Regions from separate parts of the Homo sapiens genome. Here all the other regions are linked to region 3. Evidence: read pairs that join two places in POLR2A ChIA-PET (ENCODE). Cell type or tissue: OCI-LY7. All regions are shown on one strand. Links, peaks and the distances in the headings refer to the core of each region. The heading gives the core; the rest is flanking DNA.

Region 1 (7,166 bases), core at 1,318-6,317, 330 kb before region 3:
TTAAAAACAAAGAGACCCCCCACAACCAAACCCCTATACCAAAAATATAACAGATAAATGAATGAGCTTTGGGGCACAGGAAGGGAAATTTTTACAGTATTTCAAATCAGAAGACAGATACAGTGACGTTTGCAAATAAGGGAAGGTTGTTAAAAATATTTTAGTATGAAGACTTCTATTTTTTTTCTTGCAAATCCAATAGGACCTAATGTGCCACATGAACAGGAGAAGAGCAAAATGGGAAAGACAGCTTAAGGAGAGAATAGTAAAGGTTTGAAACAGACCCAGACAAAATGTAAGTAGACACTGACCAGGAGCAAGTAAAAAGAATGAGGTTCAAGCTGATACCTATGTGAGCAGCTGATTAATTTTTTCAGCTGAATTTAGCAGCCCAGTTAAAGAAGTAAAAAAGAGTCATTTTAGCTGGGTGCAATGGCTGATGCCTGCAATCCCAGCACTTCGGGAGACCGAGGCAGGCAGATCACCTGAGGTTGGGAGTTCGAGACCAGCCTGGCTAACATGGTGAAACCCCGTCTCTATTAAAAATACAAAAATTAGCCAGGCCATGGTGGCATGTGCCTGTAATCCCAGCTACTCGGGAGGCTGAGGCAGGAGAATCGCTTGAACCCGGGAGGTAGAGGTTGCAGTGAGCCGAGATCGTGCCACTGCACTCTAGCCTAGGCAACAGAGCAAGACCTTGTATAAAAAAAAAAAAGAAAAAAAAGACGAGTAATTGTTAGGCTAATTTAGACAGAAGGTTTGTGCGTCAAGGGCAGATGAAGATATCAGCAAGGTAGTAAACCAAAATATTTTGAAAGGAGAAGTTCTCAAAGTGATTGCAGGGTTTAGATGGAAATGCACTACTGAAATACACCACAGGGAGATTTGAGTTGTCCAGTTAAGTACTGCTCCTTGGTAAAATGTCAAATCCCTGAGGATATAAACACACTTTAATTTTGCCTCGTCTATTTGGAACAGAGCAGCCAGGAAGCTAGTGCTGAGTGGGTGTCCACGTGGGTGCTGACGTTTTCCAGTTCAAATGTTTGTAGATGAGAGTTTTAAGGATAGGATAGGGAGGGGTGCTAAAACCAGATGCTGTGGGCTTCAAAAGTGGAGTCATTTAGGAAGTGATACAGGAAAATGTTCTGAAGTCATCAGTGCAGAAAAGGATGATGACAATCAACTTTCCCTATTCCAAGATACTGGGGGAAGGTGTGTGGGAGGTGAGCAGGGAGCGGCGTATGGGGAGGAAAATGAGCTGCCTTTATTTGATGGGGACTAAAAGGAAAGTAGTGTTCTATGGGAAAGCAGATGACAAAAACAAATGGGTGGATAATTAGGTAACCTGATGAAAATCACTCAGTTAATAGCAAGAGCAGGATAAGAACTTAGGACACCTGATTATGAGTCTGTAGTCTGGCCCCTTCTCAATAGTAAAACTTACCAAGCAACTGTTTGATCGGCTACTGTTTCAATCACAGTATAGAGAGCAAAAACAATCCAGTACATCATCCATCGAACCTGGAAATAATAAAAATACTCATGAAACAACAGATGAAAATTATTTGCAACTCTGAATAATATGTATGTATGTATGTATTTCTGGATTTCATAATAATTTCATATTATGTATGTATTTCTGGATACATAGTATGTTGGGTCAAACGCAGAAAGTGATGGTTTAATTTTCAACAGGTTTTATGTTTGAGTTCTTTACATTACTACATCAACAGTCTTGGGATAGCAGGAGCAAAGATTAACAAATCTCTGGGACTTGATACAATATAATCTAGGAATCTAAATCAAGGAATTGGGAAAACAGGAAATATTTTTCTTAATTGGAAGAAAGTTCTTTAAAAGACGTTATCTACTTGCTTCTTTATGAAGACTATAAGTTATTTATTTATTTTTATTTTTTGTAGAGACAGGGTACGCTGAAGTGCAGTGGTACAATTACGATCATGACTCACTGCAGCCTTGACCTTCCAGTGCAAGTGATCCTCTTGCCTCAGCTGCCCGAGTAGCTGGGACTACAGGTGTGCACCACCACACTTGGCTAAATTTTTTTTGGTTTTTTTTTTTTTGTAGAGATGAGGTTTTGCCATGTTGCCCTGCTGGTATCGGACTCCTTGGGCTCAAGCTATCTGTCCGTCTCGGCCTCCCAACATGCTGGGATTGCAGGCATGAGCCACCATGCCTGGCCTTAGCTATTTAATTGTTACATAAATAATATAGTATAAGACTATATTTAATCTTTATTAGTCTTTAAAATTTTATATTCCTTATTTCCCAATATATATAAATTGTTCAGAAAGCAAACAACAATCCTGGGCTTCTTACTTCTATTAATGATGCAGCCATAATGCTAGTTACCCAGGTGGACAGCATAAGGTTAATCTTCTTCCTCTTCCCCTGATGTAAGCCTGTAATCTCTCACACATCTTTCTCCTTCTTCCACTCTAATTCCACAATGGTAGTTCAGGACGTTTTAATCTCTTCTGAGTCAGGGCATGCTGAATGGTCCCTGGCACTCTGCCTTCTCTTGGGACCTATCCTTCTCATAGAAGCATGCCAGATTAATGTTTTCTGAGTTAATTCTCCCAAATTTATATTTTTTCATCGACCTCAGTACACAGAGTTTCTTGTCTCTCAAGTGCACTGGAGTTTCACGTACGATTAAAATCTCTGCTTTTCTGTGTAGTAATAACAGCAAATACACAATGCCATGCCAACCAGGGGGCGAGGAATTACGTTGATAAACATATAACATAAATTAATTCATTTAATCCCTGTAACAACCTTTACAAAGTAGGAAATATAATTAATTCCATCATCGATAAGAAAACAGTGGCACAGAGAGGTAAAAGAGAAGTCATTTGGGTAGGATTTCTGTCCAGGTTGCCTGACTCTGGAATTGCTTAACCCATTATACCAGGCAGAGAGAGAAGATGTGAGAAACTGCCCAATGTAGGGTCCAAGGATGACTACCACTTTCCTTGTTCTCACCTCATGAGTGACAAAAAAATTTAGGTCCTTATATATAACTGGGAAATTGACCTATTAGTTTTAATACAGATGCTTGTTTGGGTATTTCGCAGGCAATATAAAATGATAACTCAAATAGCTTTTTCAATTGTCTATTTACATGAACAACCCAATAGAAAATAGCCATGAATAACTTCTGAAGCAATTGTAATGTGAAATATGAATACCCGCCTCGGCCTCCCGAAGTGCTGGGATTACAGGCGTGAGCCACCGCGCCCGGCCCCTCCCTACCTGTTTCTAAAAGAGGAAATGATGCTCTTGTATGAGTTCATTCCCTCAGTCCTTCCAAATCCAAACACTAATTTAGTACTTTCACTTCTCAGCTGTATTCATAAGGTTTTTGTTTTTGTTTTTGTTTTTTGAGACAGAGTCTTGCTCTGTCGCCCAGGGTGGAGTGCAGTGGTGCAATCTCGGCTTACTGCAACTTCCACCTTTCTAGTTCAAGCAATTCTCCTGCCTCAGCCTCCTGAGTAGCTGGGATTACAGGCGCACGCCACCATGCCTGGCTAATTTTTTTGTATTTTTAGTAGAGACGGGGTTTCACCATGTTGGCCAGACTGGTCTCGAACTCCTGACCTCAGACAATCTGCCTGCCTCAGCCTCCCAAAGTGCTGGGATTACAGGCATGAGCCACCGCGCCCGGCCCATAAGGTTATCTTTTAGAGTCAATCCTGACTATAGGCCTCCCTCCTAAAAAGAAACGAAGGAAAAAATGACTACAAACTGAACCGTGTGCTTTTTTGTTAAGCTAGCAGGGATTTGGGGAATCATCATGCTTTTTTAAACTAAACAACCCTTTACCGAAAACAAAAAACAAAAAACCCTGTAAATACATTACAAGAGAAACTGTTCTGGCTGAGTCTCTCATTTATACTGCCCTAGACTCTTGGGGAGACTCTAAGAAACCCTTGTGTTCTATGAGAAGGGTTTGAAAATAAGTAATATGGTGAACTCCTCTCATTTTACAAAGGGCCAAAATCAATAAGTTGCTCAAGATCACTGCACTAGGAAATGGCTGAAGGAGGAACAGTCCACCTTGAAGCCCAAAGGATGCAGCTTTTTAAACAAGCGGCTGCCATCAGACCAGTCTCTCCAGTTCTCTAGGATTTCCTGGCTCTCTCCCTCTCCAGTACTCAGCACAGAGACCTCAGTGTACATATTATCACCTCCTTTCCCAGGAAAGTGGAGGCTTAAGTGAAATATGGCTCACTTCACAGAAAATTTAATAAATTCACAGAAAAATAAAAGCATTTAAGTAACTACTTTCTATTTTTCATTATTTCACGTTTTCATTATTTTACAACTGTGTTGATGGTTGTGATCTTCCAAGGGGATAACAACTATAAGTAATGCTCCACAAATTGTTTTAATTTACTTGTTAATAGGGTTGAGTAGAGGCAAAAGGACTGTACAGACGGTAGCCATTTGCTGACATTCCCTGAATGACGAATTGTGGAATGAATTAGAGCTGCTGCACATTCTGAAGATTTCAAAAGTAGCTGTGCTTCAGTTAAGTGCTTATTCAATTTTCAGATGAAGTCATCAAATTAATTTTAAAACTCACAAAATAAATATGTGCTTTAAAATATATGTTTTTTCCTAAGAAAGTAAAAATTATCTGTTTAGGTTGTGAGAATATTTAATAGTGTCAAAAATAAAAGAGAGAGAAAAGGCTTCAACTTTTAGTTAAATACCCAACAGCAAACTATCTAATCAATAGGGTATTTCTAGGCATTTTCCTGGTGAATTGACTACAGTTCTACATATGCAAACCCCATGGCTTTAATTTGTCTTTAATTAATAAATTCTTTGACAATTTGGTCTCTTGAACCTATGATTTTTTTTGTTCTCATCAGAAATATGAACCTTAAATATAGTTGAATACAGGCAAAAATTAAATAAATTCAATGACCATGTATTATTCATGGAAGCAACCATAAAGAAAGTTAACCTTGAAAATATATTGCTTTCTTTTTTTCCATTAATGTATTTGGTTGGGAGTTTATACCAAATGATTACTCAGTGATGCTTTTATTAAAACTACACCTCAAGGCCATTCAGCCTGCTGTTTAAGGTTTTGCTCAAAAGAAATAGCAGAAAGAAGTCAAGGTCAAAAAAAAAAAAAACAAAAACAAAAACACAAAACCTAAATGTATGTGAAGATAAAGGAAATATTCTTTAGATCAACAAAAAACATTGATAACAGAATGTAGTATTAATACCAAAAAATTGAAAGGAAACCAATACACTATCTTATAAACATATGTAACCAAATATAATATAAAGAATTGCTGTTAAAATATGTAAATAGAAGTCAGTAATTTATCAAGTGACTTTAATAAATCACAAATCACCTTTTAAGCTACTGGGAAAAAAGGTTACTAACTTTATTGATAGAAATATATTATCGGGGAAGTGAGAACAAATCGTATTTCTTTCCAGTTCGGAAACAATTGGTAAAATCAACAAACTGTTGTTTAGATATCTTCACAAGAACAATGAATAATGAGAAAGCTATACCCAATATTTCCTTAAAAGTCCCTTTGGCCCTTGTCAATCTACAAGTCCCCCATTCCCAGTGGTGCACAATTTCAACCCAGATGACAGTTCATTTTCAGAAAGGGGGCTTGTATTATAGGAGGCTCACATAACATAGGAATTGCCTGAATATTCTGCACCTCCCTTCTATGTAGCCTAGTCGATAACTATACACAAGTCAAGGAAAAAAAAAAAATTTCCTTGATCCCAGAGAACTTAATTATCCAACAAGGTGAAGTTTACACCTATAAGCACTAAGATGGGGACACATGCACATATACCCTCCTTTTCATTAATCTTTCATGTAAAACATAATTTAGTCAATTCTTGAGGACTCAGGTGGCAACATTAAAAATAACACTCACTGATTCAACTGTAAGCAAATCCTACCTGCCTCATGGCATGGGAATAGAAACATAAACATGATAGTTCCATTCTCAAGGATTCAACATTTCACTGGGCAGAAAAACAAGTAAATAACCATGATTTTTAAAATGCGTGAGTGCACCTGTAGTTCAAGCTACATGGGAAGCTGAGGTGGAGAACTGCTTTGGCCCAGGAATTCGAGGCCAGCCTGGGCAATATAATGAGATCCCGTCCCTAATTTAAAAAGATGTTCTGGGCCAGGTGCGGTGGCTCACGCCTGTAATCTTGGCACTTTGGGAGGCTGAGGTGGGCGGATCACTTGAGGTCAGGAGTTCCAGACCAGCCTGGCCAACATGGTGAAACCCCCTCTCTACTAAAAATACAAAAATTAGCCGGGCATGGTAGTGCGTGTCTGTAATCCCAGCTACTTGGGAGGCTGAGGCAGGAGAATCGCTTGAACCCAGGAGGTGGAAGCTGCAGTGAGGTGAGATCATGACACTATACTCCAACATGGGCAACAGAGCAAGACTCCGTTTCCAAAAAAAAAAAAAAAAAAAAAAAAAAGATGTTCTGCTGTTCTTAGTACATTAGACGTCCTAGCTCCCAGTATGGGTCAAAATCCCAATATTTGGAGGAAAGCTTACTAAAGGGATTATTTATAAATCTGTGTGCAAGGTTCAAGAACACCAATAAAGTATAGTGGCGTGCCCCTGAGCAAGCCACTGCAGGAACTGGTATTATATCTAGGTGAGAAGGAGGTAGGGGAGGAAAAGGCTTCCTGGAACCCAAAGATGGTAAGCAGGTGAGAGCCACGGTCACAGCTAACTGGTGGTGGCAGTGAGGGGGCTAGGAGAACAAATATTGTGACCTCATGCTTTTCCTGTCTTCTGATCTTGTGCAGGGGCCTCTCATGGGCCAAACCCAAAGGAGGCCAGAGATGATCCAGCCTGTATAGACCAGTCTCCTGGGCCATAAGCAGCCGGGCAGAGAAGTATGGAGAGTGGAGGAAAAGCTCCACTGGAGGGGAAAATAGAAGGTTCCAGCACTACTAAACCTGTTAGCCCTTTGAAACACCCAGAATAGAAATCATTTTTCATTACCTCGTCAGCTCAAATGACCATCACCTCCTGTCTGGATTATTTCAGTGGCATCCTAACTGGTCACTCCATTTTTTTGACTCTATTCTGCATACAACAGTCAGGGTGCCTACTTAAAAC
Region 2 (7,087 bases), core at 2,088-7,087, 360 kb before region 3:
AAAAGCATCCTTTCTCTCTGTACTAAAGCTACTCTTGAAACCAAATCCATTAACTTCCAATGACTTAACAACTTTACTTCATTTAACATTCTGATAATCTGAAACTTTTGTATTATATAATACATGTATGGAAGGAATCATTTCCATGTTAACTTTCCAAGTATTCTGTGATCTCTAAGACAACCAACTGTGACGTAATTAACAACAGAGTCCGAAGTCACAAACATTGCGGTTGCTTGGGTCGTAGGTTGGTCACTGTTTTTTGTTTTTGTTTTTGAGACAGCATCTCACTGTGTCACCTAGGCTGAAGTGTGGTGGTGCAATCACAGCTCATTGTAGCCTCAATTTCCCGGGCTCAAGCGATCCTCTTGCCTCAGCCCCGCAAATAGCTGGGACTACAGGTGTGCGCCAGCCACCACGTCCAGCTAATTTTTGTATTTTTTATAGAGATGGGGTTTTGCCATGTTGCCCAGGCTGGTCTCCAACTGTGCTCAAGTGATCCGCCCGCCTCACCCTCCCAAAGTGTTGGGATTACAGGCATGAGCCACTGCACCCGGTCACAGGTTGGTCACTAGTGAGTCTCTGCGTATTTGTAAAATCGGGATGATGCCTCTTCGCAAAGTGTGAAAACAAACATATACTACTGTTGGTTATCACAACTGAATGTAAGGGGCATCACAAGCCTTATAAAGTATTAATTCTTCTTCCAAATACATCACGTGCTACAACATCCCCTTTCGTTACAAGATAAATTAATAAAATATTTATAATTTCTACATACTGAATTTATGACTTTATATTTTGAAGTGGAGTTTCTTTTGGAATTTTTTTTTTTTGAGACAAGGTCTCACTTTGTCACCCAGGCTGGAGTGCAGCACAATCTCAGCTCACTGCAGCTTTGACCTCCCAAGGTTTAAGCAATCCTCCCAGCTTAGCCCCCCAATTAGCTGGGAATATGGGCATGCGCCACGACACCCAGCTAATTTTTGTATTTTTTCATAGAGATGGGGTTTTGCCATGTTGCCCAGGCTGGTATTGAACTCCTGGCCTCGAGTGACCCACTCACCTTGGCCTCCCAAAGTGCTAGGATTACAGGCGTGAGCCACCACGCCTAGCTTTTGGAATTTAATTTTAAGGATACTGTGATAGTTAATTTTATGTGTCAAATTTGGCTAGGCCATGGTACCCAGGCATTTGATCAAACAGTAGTCTATGTGGCTGTAAAGGTATTTTCTAGATGTAATTAGTGTTTAAGTCAGTAGACTTTGAGTAAAACAGATTACTCTCCATAATGTGGATGAGCCTCATCCAACGGTGAAGGGAGAATTCTACCAGCAGAATTACCTTTGTACTTGAAACATCAGCTCTTCCTTGGGTCTCTGGTGTATTGGCCCACCCTGTAGATTTTGAACTTGCCAGTGTCCACAATCACCAGTCAATCCCTTGAAATAAATCTTTCTCTACATATCTTATTTGTTCTTTTTCTTTGGAGAACCTTGACTAATTCAGGTACTTACTATTGACTCTTAGCACTACCATATCTATTGTAGCCCTCAAATTGAGAGTGACTTAAATTATGCTTAGCATTGCCATGGGGGAAATGCCCACATATACCCCATGTTTCCCAGTAGTTTAACATCCTGTCAAAACACATTAGAATTCAGCCAGATATTCTAACCTGGCTTCATTAACTCTCCTCACGCATCTTTTCCAAATCTCAGCATTAAACAGTGATTGGAAGAGAAAAACACAAGACTGATGTGCAAAAGCATCTGATCCTGTTCTCTCCCTTCACAACTTTCTTTTTATGAGTATTCCCCAAGGCACCGGTTGAAAATATAAGAAACTGTGGCAGTCCTAAGGGACTCAAGGTTAAAAGTCACCTTGAAAAATTTGCAAGGCTACTGAAAATGTAGTAAGGTTTCAAGAGTGAGATGGTCAGATTCAGGATGTATTCTGGAGATAAGACAGCCAAAACAATTTACCAATGTATTGGATGTAAGAGGTAGGGGAAGGGAACCAATAATTAAAAAACAAAAACTGCTCTGAGAGAACCACATGAATTATTCAATAGCCAAGAATAAATTCTAGAATAAATAATACTCAAATAATCCAAACATTGATTTGGTTGGTAATGGTGAATTCATTTTATTAAGAGCAAGAATTGTTTCCCTTAAATTAATTCTATGCTACTTTACTTGGATATAAGCATTGTGCAGAAACCTAACAGTGCTCTCATAAGAAGCAGGTAATCAGTGGATATTTTTGAATTAAAAAAAAAATAGATGCTGATTTGATTTGCACATAATGCCAAAATAACACGCTTGCCTTTTTCTCTCTTAATCTGGGATTGTAAGGTAAACAGTACGCATGGTGACTTTCCTGCTTTTGTTGAGCATGGTCCTTTAGTTATTTACACTTATAGACAATTATCAATCCTGTGCTTTAAAATTTCAATTCAAAGCATTGTCTTATAAAAAGCAGTTTAAAAAACGTTACCAAGGACAGACCATAAGGAGAGTGTTTTAAGACTAAAATACTGATGAGTAGGTAAAGGGGTAGAATGTTTTCCCAGGGAACAATTCATCAGCCTCTGACATGATGTTTGTTTTGTAAATCTCTTTTTTCAGAACAGTGAACGATTTAAAGGGAGACTAAAACACTGAAAAAAAATGCCGTTCATATATTGTGTTCTTTTGAATTTTTATTTATATTTCTAACCTCTTTAGATCATTACAAGTATATACCTCATAATGAAAATGAAAATAATTCCATTTAAAATGCTATCTAGAAAGACCTTAACACGCATTATGTGTCATAATGAAGTAACACAAAGAAACTTCTTAAAACATAGGATTTCTCTCTAAAGCTTAAATGTGAGGCAGACAGACGTCTAACTTTAAAACAGATGGAACCCCAGAACATTTCCAGGATACATAAATCTGAATTTTGTGTTACATTTTATGCCTGAGACAGCTAACCCATCCAAATTGATGGTGAGGATTTCTGTACTCATTGTTTTTCCTATCTTTCCTTTCTAACATCCAAATTTAACAATTCAGTATTTCTTTTTCATAATCCTATGGATGACCATACCAGAATGTTTATGATTTTCATAATTTGCTCTGTGATCTGTAATCCTAAGTGTGTGCATATATTTAATCAACACATAATAATAAGTAATACCAATTCATGGAATCCAACATATGTACTCTGGCATAAAAAAAGAAACGCGAATTGCCACAAATAAAATGAGTTTATTTTATATTAAAGTTATCAAAAAACACACCTGTAAAATTACCCACATACTAGGCTTAGAGATAGCCTTTTACAAACAGATTATTAAAAATCTGCAAACTTATTTTCTCTTAACTATTAAAGTACATAGATTTAAAAGGTGTTAGAAGGCAAAATGTTAAGTCATGGTCAATGTCTTAAAAAAGAGTTAATATAATTAAATCTGTAGCATACTACAAAAAGATTAAATCTTAAAAATATTTTGGGAAAAAAGCTATAATTTTCTTTCTGAAAAATTTAATCTTAAGTGATATTTACTAAGAAATATATACTGCAAACCACAATAACAATGATCTTCTCAAAATTTGCCTAATTGCTTCACAAATGAGTCAACTTACAAAGAAGAAAACACAGAAAATTGCTTTTAAATATATAACTCCTTAATTTTCCTGATAATCAAATGAAAATTTAGTCCATCCCAATTAATACAAATTAGACTCATGCTTAATGTAAGATATCATTATATATTTCTTAACAACATAAAAGTTCAAGCATTTTTGGAAAGCACAGACTGTGTTATTCTAAAAAAGGAAAAAAAAGAAAAAAATATTTAACCACAGAAATTTGGAATATTTATATACTTTATAACACTGTAGAAATCTTTGGTGGTGACATATGGAATAAGATCCCTGAAAATACTTTAATCATTTTGTCCCATCAATCAGTGTAGTCAAGTATTTATAATCAGTAATTTTGGCAGTATAATTTTTTAGCCAAATACACACACACACACACACACACACACACACACACACACACACATATATATTGTGAAGTATGTGAGGGGGATCTTATGCAGGACCTAGGTGGGCTTACATAATTAATTATTTAGCAATAAGGCTTATTTCTGGCTCCTTTTTATACCAGGAAAAAATATGGTAAACTAACGAATGGGTCAATTCTTACTCCTAAACAAACTCTGGAAATAGTTAAATACTAATGGACAAGTTGAGTAAATGTACAGCAAAATAAAATACCAGCTGCAATTTCTGTATAAACTCAAACATCTACCAAAATAGTTCCCTAAATAGGTTTGTGCATCTAATCCCGTGCTCCATGTGCTGGCAGAGGAAAAAGCAAGGCACTGTGGTCTATGGATACATTTACCTCTTTTAAAACCAGTAGACTTAAAAGGAGAAACAAAAAAAGATCTGTTCTACCTTAAAAGAAACAAAAATGTACAGGCTAATTAGACAAAGTTCAAAGAAAAGGGCCCCGCTAAAACACATGTACAGGAAAAGAACCAAAATTTAAGAAATGTAGAAGAGAAAGAAGAGTAAAATGATATCAACAGTGTATAATGATGTAAGGAAAGATATCAGAGGAAGCACTGTGAATGTGAAAAAGTGCAGTTAAACAGGACTTGTACTACCTCTTTGAGACTATCTTTGATAAAGAATTTTGAGTCTAGAAGTACAGAGTAATAAATAATTTCTTCAATTTAGAACAGTAATATGAGTTTACTAAAGAATAGGTTTAATACTGGGACCAGACTTTAGAGAGATAAAATGGTGGCTGGGTGCGGTGGCTCACGCCTGTAATCCCAGAAGTTTGGGAGGCCGAGGCGGGCGGATCACGAGGTCAAGAGATGGAGACCATCCTGGGCAACATGGTTAAACCCTGTCTCTACTAAAAAGACAAAAATTAGCTGGGCGTGGTAGCACGGGCCTGTAGACCCAGTTACTCGGGAGGCCGAGGCAGGAGAATCGCTCGAACCCGGGAGGCAGAGGTTGTAGTGAGCCGAGATCGCGCCACTGCACTCCAGCCTGGTGACAGAGCAAGACTCCGTCTCAAAAAAAAAAAAAAAAAAAAGGTAAAATGGTGCAAATCAGCTCCCACAGATAAAGTTCTTGACTCACATGACCTTATTAGGCAACTTCAGATGATACTGTCTTTGAGTAGGAAAGACAAGGACAGTGTAACAGTTATATTAAGAAGTCTAGTACCAGGTCATATAAATAAAACTCTGTTCCGATAATTTACAATTAGAATTCATAGAAATTTGGAATAGAAATTAGAGTCCTTCCAGAAATTAAGAGGCTAAAAATTAGGGTAAAGTAGATAGAGTTATTCAGAATTAAACGTTGGGAGAAGAAAACTGAATTAATTTTACTTGTTATATATGAAGAATGTGAAATAATCCATAAAATATTTTATGACTAGTATCATGAGACAATGTATGCATTATACCAAGGTACTCCTGTGTAAACATTATGTTCTTGGCCAATACTCTGAGGAAGTCCTGAATATACATTACCAGCTGGCTTCATTTCTTAAAAGGGAGACAGATCAAAGACCTCTCGAATCTCTCTCATCATTTTATCTTTTGGACAAACAAATAGAACAGTCAAGTAAATTACCTGAACAAGCATAATAAGTACAAATTTGATTACTGATCACTAAAACCACCAAAAATATATTGACTTAGGGTTCATAATGCATAGTTATCAGTTCAAGCTAAGAAAGCCTTAAGAATTCAATAACTCAAAATCTCTTTGAGATTTAAAGTTAAAAAGTAATATGTTTCTAATAATTTCTAATGTGCAGGATTAATGACAACTGTATTTTGCATTGGCAAATTATCTCAGCCAGAAGAGATTCAAATGATTTTCGTCAATGCCAGTTTATAAACTAGCAGCACATGTCAATGCCAAGCTTGTGAATGGATTGGCTGAGAAAAATTATATGAGTTAGAAGGGATCTAAGTGCTATACTGGTCACTGATTCTATTTCACAAAAGCTACCATTTTTAAAAGCTGAAAATGTAATTGGTGTTGACAAAAACATGTTAAGTTCAATTACTCTGTATAGCTAAATATAGAAAATTGGTTAATGTTTAAAGCAACTTCTTATTTGTTAAGAAGATAATTAAAAATAGTTAAAACTGAACAATTAGCTATACTTTTATATTATTAAAATCCAATGAATTTAACAAATGAAACCCACAGGAAAAGAGATGATATAATTCAAGGCATAGATTTGACATGTCAGAATACGGCAAAAACAATAAAGATAGCATCAGTAAAACAGTTGTAAAATAAGTAAACAATTTTCAAGTGTGCAAAACTAGTCAGGAATAAAAGTGCTATGTGTGGATACCTGGTTTTCAAATATTTGTTTCAAAAACTTTCAGCTGATGGTGGAAAAACTAGAAAGTATTATATAAGTAAAAATTTAAAGAATATATAAAACCTACTTTATTATCTTACATTATGTCCTTGTTATGTCACTGCTGAATCTGAGGCCTATTTAATTACCAGATACAACACAAAAGGAGGTAAACACAGTACATCACAAAGGCTGATTTATCCTGAACCGTAAAAAGGCTCCTTTCAAGTATACTGTGGATTTGTGTTTCATCTTATATCTCAGGCACTCTAGGCTGTTGATGAATTTGAAAACGGACAACATGATTTTCTATAATTTCTAATATACATATTTAGTACATCTTGCAGAACTGCCTTTAGTAGTCAATATTTGGAAGCAATTGTTACAGAAATAAAAACAATTTAAATTCATGAAAGTAAACCCCATCACTGCCACAATTTAAATAATCATTTTAATGTGTAAATCCTGAATATATCATGTTAGAAGATGAAGTCGATGTATTTAGCATAATCTGTCTTGGGATATTTGACGTGTAGATGACTAAAAATACACTTGTGGTCGTTTCTTCACTTTGTATTTTAGTGACCCGTACCGCACCTGAAGAGAGAAATGTTTTATTATTAAGAATTAGATGATTACTTTAAAAAATTACATCAGATTTAATAGTTCATAATCATAGTAA
Region 3 (7,166 bases), core at 829-5,828:
TCAGTTGATTTTGCTTATAGGATAAACGATTTATTAATTCAATTAACAATATATACTGAGAACCTACTATGAGCCAGGCAGTGTTCTGTTGCAAGGAATACAGAAGTAAACAAAATAAAGTATCTGACATTCTAAATAATCATTATTAGAAAATAATTGGTTAAATATTAGTATAAATTGTCTTCAATGCTAAACGTTAAGAATTGGGTAAATTAATATAATTAAATGAGATTAGTGTTTATGTATACCTATCAGTTTAGCATAATAGTTCTTTTTTTAAAGGGGAAATTTTTTTAGATTGTCAGTAATTGAATGATTTTATATATAAATTTCAGTTCTCCATTATTGCAATTTAAATACAAATACATTTAATTAGGAAAACATTTTCCAGTTGACTATTAGCTTTTAATTATGTGAAGAAACTCATCAAAAGTATTAAGCTAAATATTTTTTAAGATTGTTGAAATTACCAGTTAATTTTTTCAGGTATAAGTAAAGCTCACAGAATTGTGTGTGTGTGTGTGTGTGTGTGTGTGTGTGTGTGTGTGTGTGTGTGTATGTGTATTTTTTTTTTTTTTTTTTTCCGTGATGGAGTCTCACTCTTTCACCCAGGCTGGAATGCAGTGGCACGTTCTTGGTTCACTGCAACTTCCGCCTCCTGGGTTCAAGCAATGCTCCTGCCTCAGCCTCCAGAGCAGCTGGGATGACAGGCACACACCACCACGCCCAGCTAATTTTTGTATTTTTAATAGAGATGGGGTTTCACAATGTTGGCCAGACTGGTCTCGAACTCCTGACCTCAAGTGGTCTGCCCGCCTCGGCCTCCCAAAGTGCTGGGATTACAGGCGTGAGCCACCACACCTGGCCTTCATTTGTATATTTAGAGTTTAGGTTGAATTAAATGGATATATTATAGATTTCTTTTTACTCAGATGTTTTAAAATAATACAGTAATTGCATGGAAAGAAAGGATGAGTGAACCAGTTTAAATTTTTTCTAATGGAGTAAAAAGTTAATACTATTTTATTTCAGACTTGTTACTGTTTTTCAAAAATAAAATGTAGAGCTATTATTTCCATGGAGAGAACAAGAGCTTGTGTTAATGAGCAGTTATTTGTTGTGCATGGATTTGTAATACTTAGGGAATTAGAATAGTTCTCTTAGGTCCACCAAAATGAGATGTTAGTTCATTTAGTGTAAACATTATTTCATGTTTTGAAGTCTATATAGATGTGCTCTTGTCTTTCCACTTGATTTTTCTTGTTTCTTTAAAGGACCTAGTTTTTTTGTATTGTTAGCTTTTGTTCTTTGTTTATAATATTTATTTCATAGCAAATCCCAATTTAATAGTGGAGGTGTTGGAGCTTTTCCCTGGGGTTTTATTTTGTTAATTGTGAATACCATTTAGTTTACTACAGACCTTATCATTTCATTTCCCCCAGTCAGTTAGAGGGAGTTAGAGTAGGTGAATCTAGGTGAAATCAAAGGAACCTTCCAAATCTTAATGTTTTAATTCTGTGGTTGTATTATTAGCACTTTTGGAACCAAGTTTCAGCTTGGATTTGGTTTAGAGAAGTGAAATCGTTATGTAGAAATTACTTTTAAAAATAAACTCTTGCCAGGTGGCCTAAAACTCGACATGTTTTTGAAAATTACAATGATTGAAAGAATATGCTGGGGGAGAGTGGGGGGGGTACCCTAACTTTTTTTAAAACAGTTTGAGAGGCATAAGAGCTAAAGTCTTAACGCAGTTTAGTGAATTGTATGTTTGTCTCTGTTAGTAAGCTATTTAATCTGCTCTGCTAGTGTATATACTAAGTCACCCTCTGGCCTAGAAGGATGCCATATCTTCCAGAAGTGAAGTGATTGACTTGACATTTTAACCATTGTGTTTCTGAAAAATGTGAATTCCGAGTTCAAAGAAATCAGTAGGAATTAACATGAGAGCACTTGATTTGGGATCTAGCATACCTTAGTTTTAGAATTTCTTACGAATTTTAGACTAAGTGCTGGTTTATAGCAGAGCTTTTCTATGTGCATTTTTTATAGTTAGGGTTTTTAAATAAGATCAGGTTATAAATATAAAAATATTTTCTCCCATGTGTAAATGATAGACATTTATCTTATTTTGAATGAAAATTTACTACAGATACCTAAGATGGTTAAATTTATTTATTTAAATAAATCTTATGAAATACAGAAATGTTCTAGAAAGAAGAAAAAAAAATTTAGAGTTCGTGTAATTACAATGGCTCTATACCAGATTGATTGTTTTCTAACCAGTTGTCCAAGCAGTACATTAAATTCCTTAGCTTCTTAAAATGGCAGCTGTTACTGGCATAAATTTTGTAAATAGTGCCTTGACCTATCTCAACCTTAGGGTAACCCTCTGTAAGTCAAGGGGAGTTTGGGTACACTTGAATAAGCTTTTTAATTGAGCTTATTTCTTTCTCACTTTTTAAAATTTCATGAGGCAGTTTCTTAATATGGATGCTAATTATCCTTTATAAACTTTTTAAGTAGGTGGGGGAAAATTCTCTTTGGAAATGGCCTTTGTGTATATTATTTTTTAGTCTAGAGTGGTAGGTACATGTAAGTTTTTAAAATTTCCAGAAATGATGCTTTGCTGTGAATCTAATTAAATGTTTTCAGTGGGAATTCCCAGTCTGCCACCTTTATCCTTGATTTCTCAGCATTTTATTCAGTAGCAGTATGTTTTTCTTTAGTTTCCTTTACAAGTTGCACAGCCTTATTCTTCATTAAATCAGAATGATAAACTAAGGTAGTGGTTAGGAAACAGATGAGTCAGGATTAATACAAGTCCTTTCACTTTTAAGTCATTGGTTTGAAGCCCACTCTTTTCTCTGAATGATTTGAATGTATTGAATATCAGATAGCAAGTATTAAGTTAGTTAACCTGGTCAGCTTTTTTTCTTCTTCTTCTTTTTTTTTCTGTCGCTCAGGCTGGAGTGCTGTGGCACAATCTCAGCTCACTGCAACCTCCGCCTCCCGGTTTCAAGAAATTCTTCTGCCTCATCCTCCTGAGTAACTGGGATTACAGGTGTGCACCACCACTCCCAGCTAATATTTGTATTTTCAGTAGAGATGGGTTTTCGCCATGTTGACCAGGCTGGTCTTGAACTCCTGACCTCAGATGATCCACCCCGCCTTGGCCTCCAAAAGTACTGAGAATACAGTTGTGAGCCACTGCGCCCGGCACTGGTCAGATTTTTGGGTGACGTTTAGTTGGGTATTCCAGGATGCAATCATTATATATTATAGTTTTTAGTATTTTGGAAAGAAACATGACTAAAAAGAGAAATTGAACCAACATTTTCAGAGAGTATAATGGATATATATTAATTAGGCCACTGAAGCAACAGGCCTCGATATTGTTAAGTGTCTTTCTCCTTCCCTGTGCACACAAATAAGTTTCTACTTCCTCCTTTTAGGTTTCCTGATCATGCCTGGCTACACTTAACATTCTTTGAAGTAGGGGGGAAGGGAAAAGGGAGAGGAAGCAGTGGGGAAATCTGCAGATTCTACTGTGTTTTTTAGCTAGCTGGGAAGAAGGAGGAGAAAATAAATTATTGCTTCTTAAAGGTACTTTTAATAGTTTTTTGTTACGCCAGGCACGGTGGCTCATGCCTGTAATCCCAGCACTTTGAGAAGCCGAAGCGGGCGGATCATGAGGTCAGGAGTTCGAGACCACCCTGGCCAACATGGTGAAATGCAGTCTCTACTAAAAATACAAAAAAAAATTAACCGGCGTGGTGGCGGGCGCCTGTAATCCCAGCTACTTTGGAGGCTGAAGCAGGAGAATCGCTTGAACCTGGGAGGCAGAGGTTTCAGTGAGCCGAGACCGCGCCACTGCACTCTAGCCTGGGCAACAGAGCGTGACTACATCTCAAAAAAAAATAGTTTTTTTTTTGTTGTTACTATAATCTCTGTGGTATTGTTGCTTTACTTTGGAGTATGATTATAGAAGTTCAAAAAAACTTTCCATTAAATTTTGATAACAGTTTTGATCACATTCACATAAAAATTTTGATAATGAAATGAAATATTTAGCTTTTAGCATGATTTTGAAATCATTTTATCATGGATTTTGGCTACTGGCCGTGCACACACCTACAGTTTTCAGGTTGGGGTTGCTTCATAGAGAATGTGGAAGAGATTATTTCTTACCTGAAAGTTGTACATGATTCATACCAACTAACCTGGCTTGGTCTGGCTTGTTAGTCCAGTATTTTTAGGCATCACATTCCTCTTTGCTTTTAAATGTAATAAAGAAATAAAACAAAGGTCACTAGTTAAAACCGTTAGAGATTTGATACGGAATGTGGTTGTCCAAAATTATACCGCATGTTTATCTTACAGTATATTAAAATTCATTGTAGTAATGAGGTGTTTTCCCTAAAATAAGGTAGAATCATAAATCCTAGACCTGAAGGAATGATTCCATTAGAAGTTCTGGATCCCAGCTACTCTGGAGGCTGAGGCAAGAGAATCACTTGAACCCAGGAGGTGGAGGTTGCAGTGAGCCGAGATCACACCATTGCACTCCAGCCTGGGCAATAAGAGTGAAACTCTGTCTCAAAAAAAAAGTTCTGTATCATAATGAGCTGATAAAGTTTGGAGATAAGACTGTTAATACTACAGTTCTATCATTGTAGAGTATGGACATTGAACTACAGTACTTTACTAAATACTAAATACAGTACTGTTGTGCTGTGAATTGCTGGTTGAAGGGAATGGGTAGAACAAACCTGAGTATTTTCTTAGTACCTGGACTAAAGATTGCTTAAAGACTTAACCAGAGAAGACTCACACATTGTCTAGTAAATGAATGTGTCTGGACTGTGCCAGATTGTTTATCTATTTCTGTAGTCTTTCAATGATAGTTTTTCCAGTTTGAATCCATTTTAACCCATATTTCTTTCATCATTGATCATATAAATTTATTGGCTGTGGTTTCTGAATATCCCTAAGGTAATTGTTGCTCAACACATCTGTTTTACTAAAAATAGCTCAAACAGTTGCCTAGGGTAAGTTTGCAGTAGTTTAGGGAGTAGAGTGTACCAGAGACATGTATTTTTTTTTTCTCCTAAATTTGTGTTACTGTCCTATGGCATTTGGAATTGCTTCACAACCAGGATGGAATAATGCAAATAAGGTGAAATTTTAGCCATTAGTCAGCCAAGGTGAACAATTTAACCAGTTGTTTGGTCGTTACTAGACAAATGTTGTAATTTGTTGAATTAAATATTTGACATAAGTGGTCCACTGACAAAGTTTGAAATCTTGTTGATAGAGGTTTGTTTATAAGCAGATTTATTTCTCAGGGTAATATGATATTACTAGTAGTTTACAGAAAGAAGTAAACAGAACTTCCTGTTACAGTGCTTTGTATGGTGGAGAAGGGACTTGCTTTTTCAAACTTTACCTTCACTTCAGCTTATAGTACAGACAGATCACTTTAGATTGTTTTAAAAATGTAACATTTCTATAGTGTGAATGAGAATTTGACCTGGTACAGTATTTATTAGTATACTTCCGTAATTATTTTTGTCCTACAGTTCCTTTCAGATTTGTCATTTTCGTGGTATCATGTCACTGCTCTAGCATTACTTTTTACCAATTTCACGGCTCCCTGCTAGTTGTTTAATGATTTTTTAAAGTTGATAAAAGTCTTGTAAGTAATGATCTTTATCTTATTGTCAAGAAGTTTATAATCTATGATAAGAACTGACATAAAAAATGACTTCCTTGAAGTAGACTGGATTTAAGGAGCCTGAAGTAAAAACTTCCGAAATACAAAGATAGGAGAAGTCAATAAAGACTGAAATGGTTAAAGAAGTAAGTGAAAGGATGAGGTGGGGTTGGTGGGGTGGTTGGTGGTGGCGGTGGTAATGGTAATCCAGACATTTGCCAGGAGGAACAGCATAATTGGTGTTGAAGTATTTTAGGGGACAGTAGAATGTCAGCTTAGCTAAAGAAGAGAGTTTATGAATAGAATTAATGCTGGATACACATGGTGTGGGGTCAGACAAAAGAGGAAAAGATCACTAAGCACAGTTCTCAGGAGAGTAACAAAATTATCTGTGTAACAATGGCATGTTGGTTATTGTAAATATCAGAAGCAGCTAATTGATTGGGTCTTCACTAGAACCTTTTAGAGATTCATTGTAGCATAATGGTTAAGAGCATGAATTTTGACATCAGTTCAAGCAAACTTAGTTTCAAATTTTACCTTTAGCATTTGTTAGCTAGTTCACATTGGGAAAGTCTCAGCTGCTCTGAATAAATGGTTTCCTCAACTGTAAATACTGTCTACCTCAGGGTTGTTAGAAAGATTAAATGAAATGATACAGTAAAGAGTTTATAGTACAGAAACTGCTCAATAAGAGACATATTGTAAATTTCCCTTTTCATAAATGGTATCTTAAACCTTTTTCGTGGATATTTGAAACTCCTTTCTCTTCCTACCATTCACACACTCATTGACTATTTCTCTGCCACCATCTGCTGCTTACTTCTAACAATCTTTCTTACTAGTCTTCCCTAGAACTCTTAGCATTTTTTTCTCCAGCTGGTGCTAAACAAACTTTTTCAACTCTCAATATAACCCATAGACAGTGTATAATAGAACACGTTTTTGTAGTAGTGTTTTTTTCTTCTCCCAGTTTTTATGAAGAATAAGTAGGTAAGATTTCATTGTGACTTCTTAAACTATTATTTTAAGAAAATGATATTAGAAAAGATGACAACAAAACTGTACTGTGGTGGTATCCTTTACAGCACACCCTTACCTTTTTTCCACAGGGAAAGTCATGTACTCTACTTGTTGCTGATAGTTATTTTTCTCTCAGAAAGTAGAAGTGATATTCAATAAGGTACAAAATTATTTTTCTTTGTTTGGCTCTGGGAAGACACTTTGTAGCTATAATACTAAGGTCTAGAAGTCCCCTAAGCATTAAATAAAAGAGTTAGACTAAATGACCTTTGTAGCAGTGAGTACACTAGCTCTGTGAACTTGTTAAAGGTGAAAAAACAGCCTTCTCTGGTCAACATTAAACGAATCAAGCCCTAATTATTTTAGTCTTTAGGATAAGAGGCATTCAACTAAAGCTAGGTTTATCTTAAAAGAACTTTTCAGTTAGAGT

What was found. ChIA-PET counts read pairs that join two places held together with the same protein. Peaks named below come from ENCODE experiments on the same cell type or tissue, not always from the same donor. Only the 100,000 strongest peaks of a DNase experiment are listed, where the experiment ranks them.
Region 1: POLR2A ChIA-PET joins it to region 3 with 6 read pairs; 8 of 35 experiments call an interaction of 5 or more read pairs at or near these places.
Region 2: POLR2A ChIA-PET joins it to region 3 with 9 read pairs; 30 of 35 experiments call an interaction of 5 or more read pairs at or near these places.

Annotation. Positions count from the first base shown.
Region 1 is chr10:63,589,133-63,596,298 of GRCh38, reverse strand. REEP3 (receptor accessory protein 3) reads right to left here. Exons shown (of 8, transcript NM_001001330.3): 3 at 1,445-1,521. LOC105378329 (a long non-coding RNA gene) reads left to right here. Exons shown (of 4, transcript XR_001747467.3): 3 at 203-295; 4 at 4,431-4,517. Among named protein-coding and RNA genes, the nearest start is that of REEP3, 71 kb to the right of the region's middle. In OCI-LY7, for the core only: no CTCF peak of the experiment used is centred there; no DNase peak of the experiment used is centred there.
Region 2 is chr10:63,620,728-63,627,814 of GRCh38, reverse strand. It overlaps REEP3 (receptor accessory protein 3), which reads right to left. Exons shown (of 8, transcript NM_001001330.3): 8 at 2,687-7,002. The coding sequence ends at 6,946. It overlaps LOC105378329 (a long non-coding RNA gene), which reads left to right and starts at 2,702. Exons shown (of 4, transcript XR_001747467.3): 1 at 2,702-2,996. In OCI-LY7, for the core only: no CTCF peak of the experiment used is centred there; no DNase peak of the experiment used is centred there.
Region 3 is chr10:63,257,351-63,264,516 of GRCh38, reverse strand. The region is part of intron 3 of JMJD1C (jumonji domain containing 1C); the gene reads left to right. LOC124900287 (a long non-coding RNA gene) reads left to right here and starts at 3,130. Exons shown (of 2, transcript XR_007062158.1): 1 at 3,130-5,859; 2 at 6,826-7,166. In OCI-LY7, for the core only: no CTCF peak of the experiment used is centred there; DNase peaks (open chromatin) are centred at 1,596, 3,466 and 3,929; H3K4me3 peaks cover 5,000 bases; H3K27ac peaks cover 5,000 bases.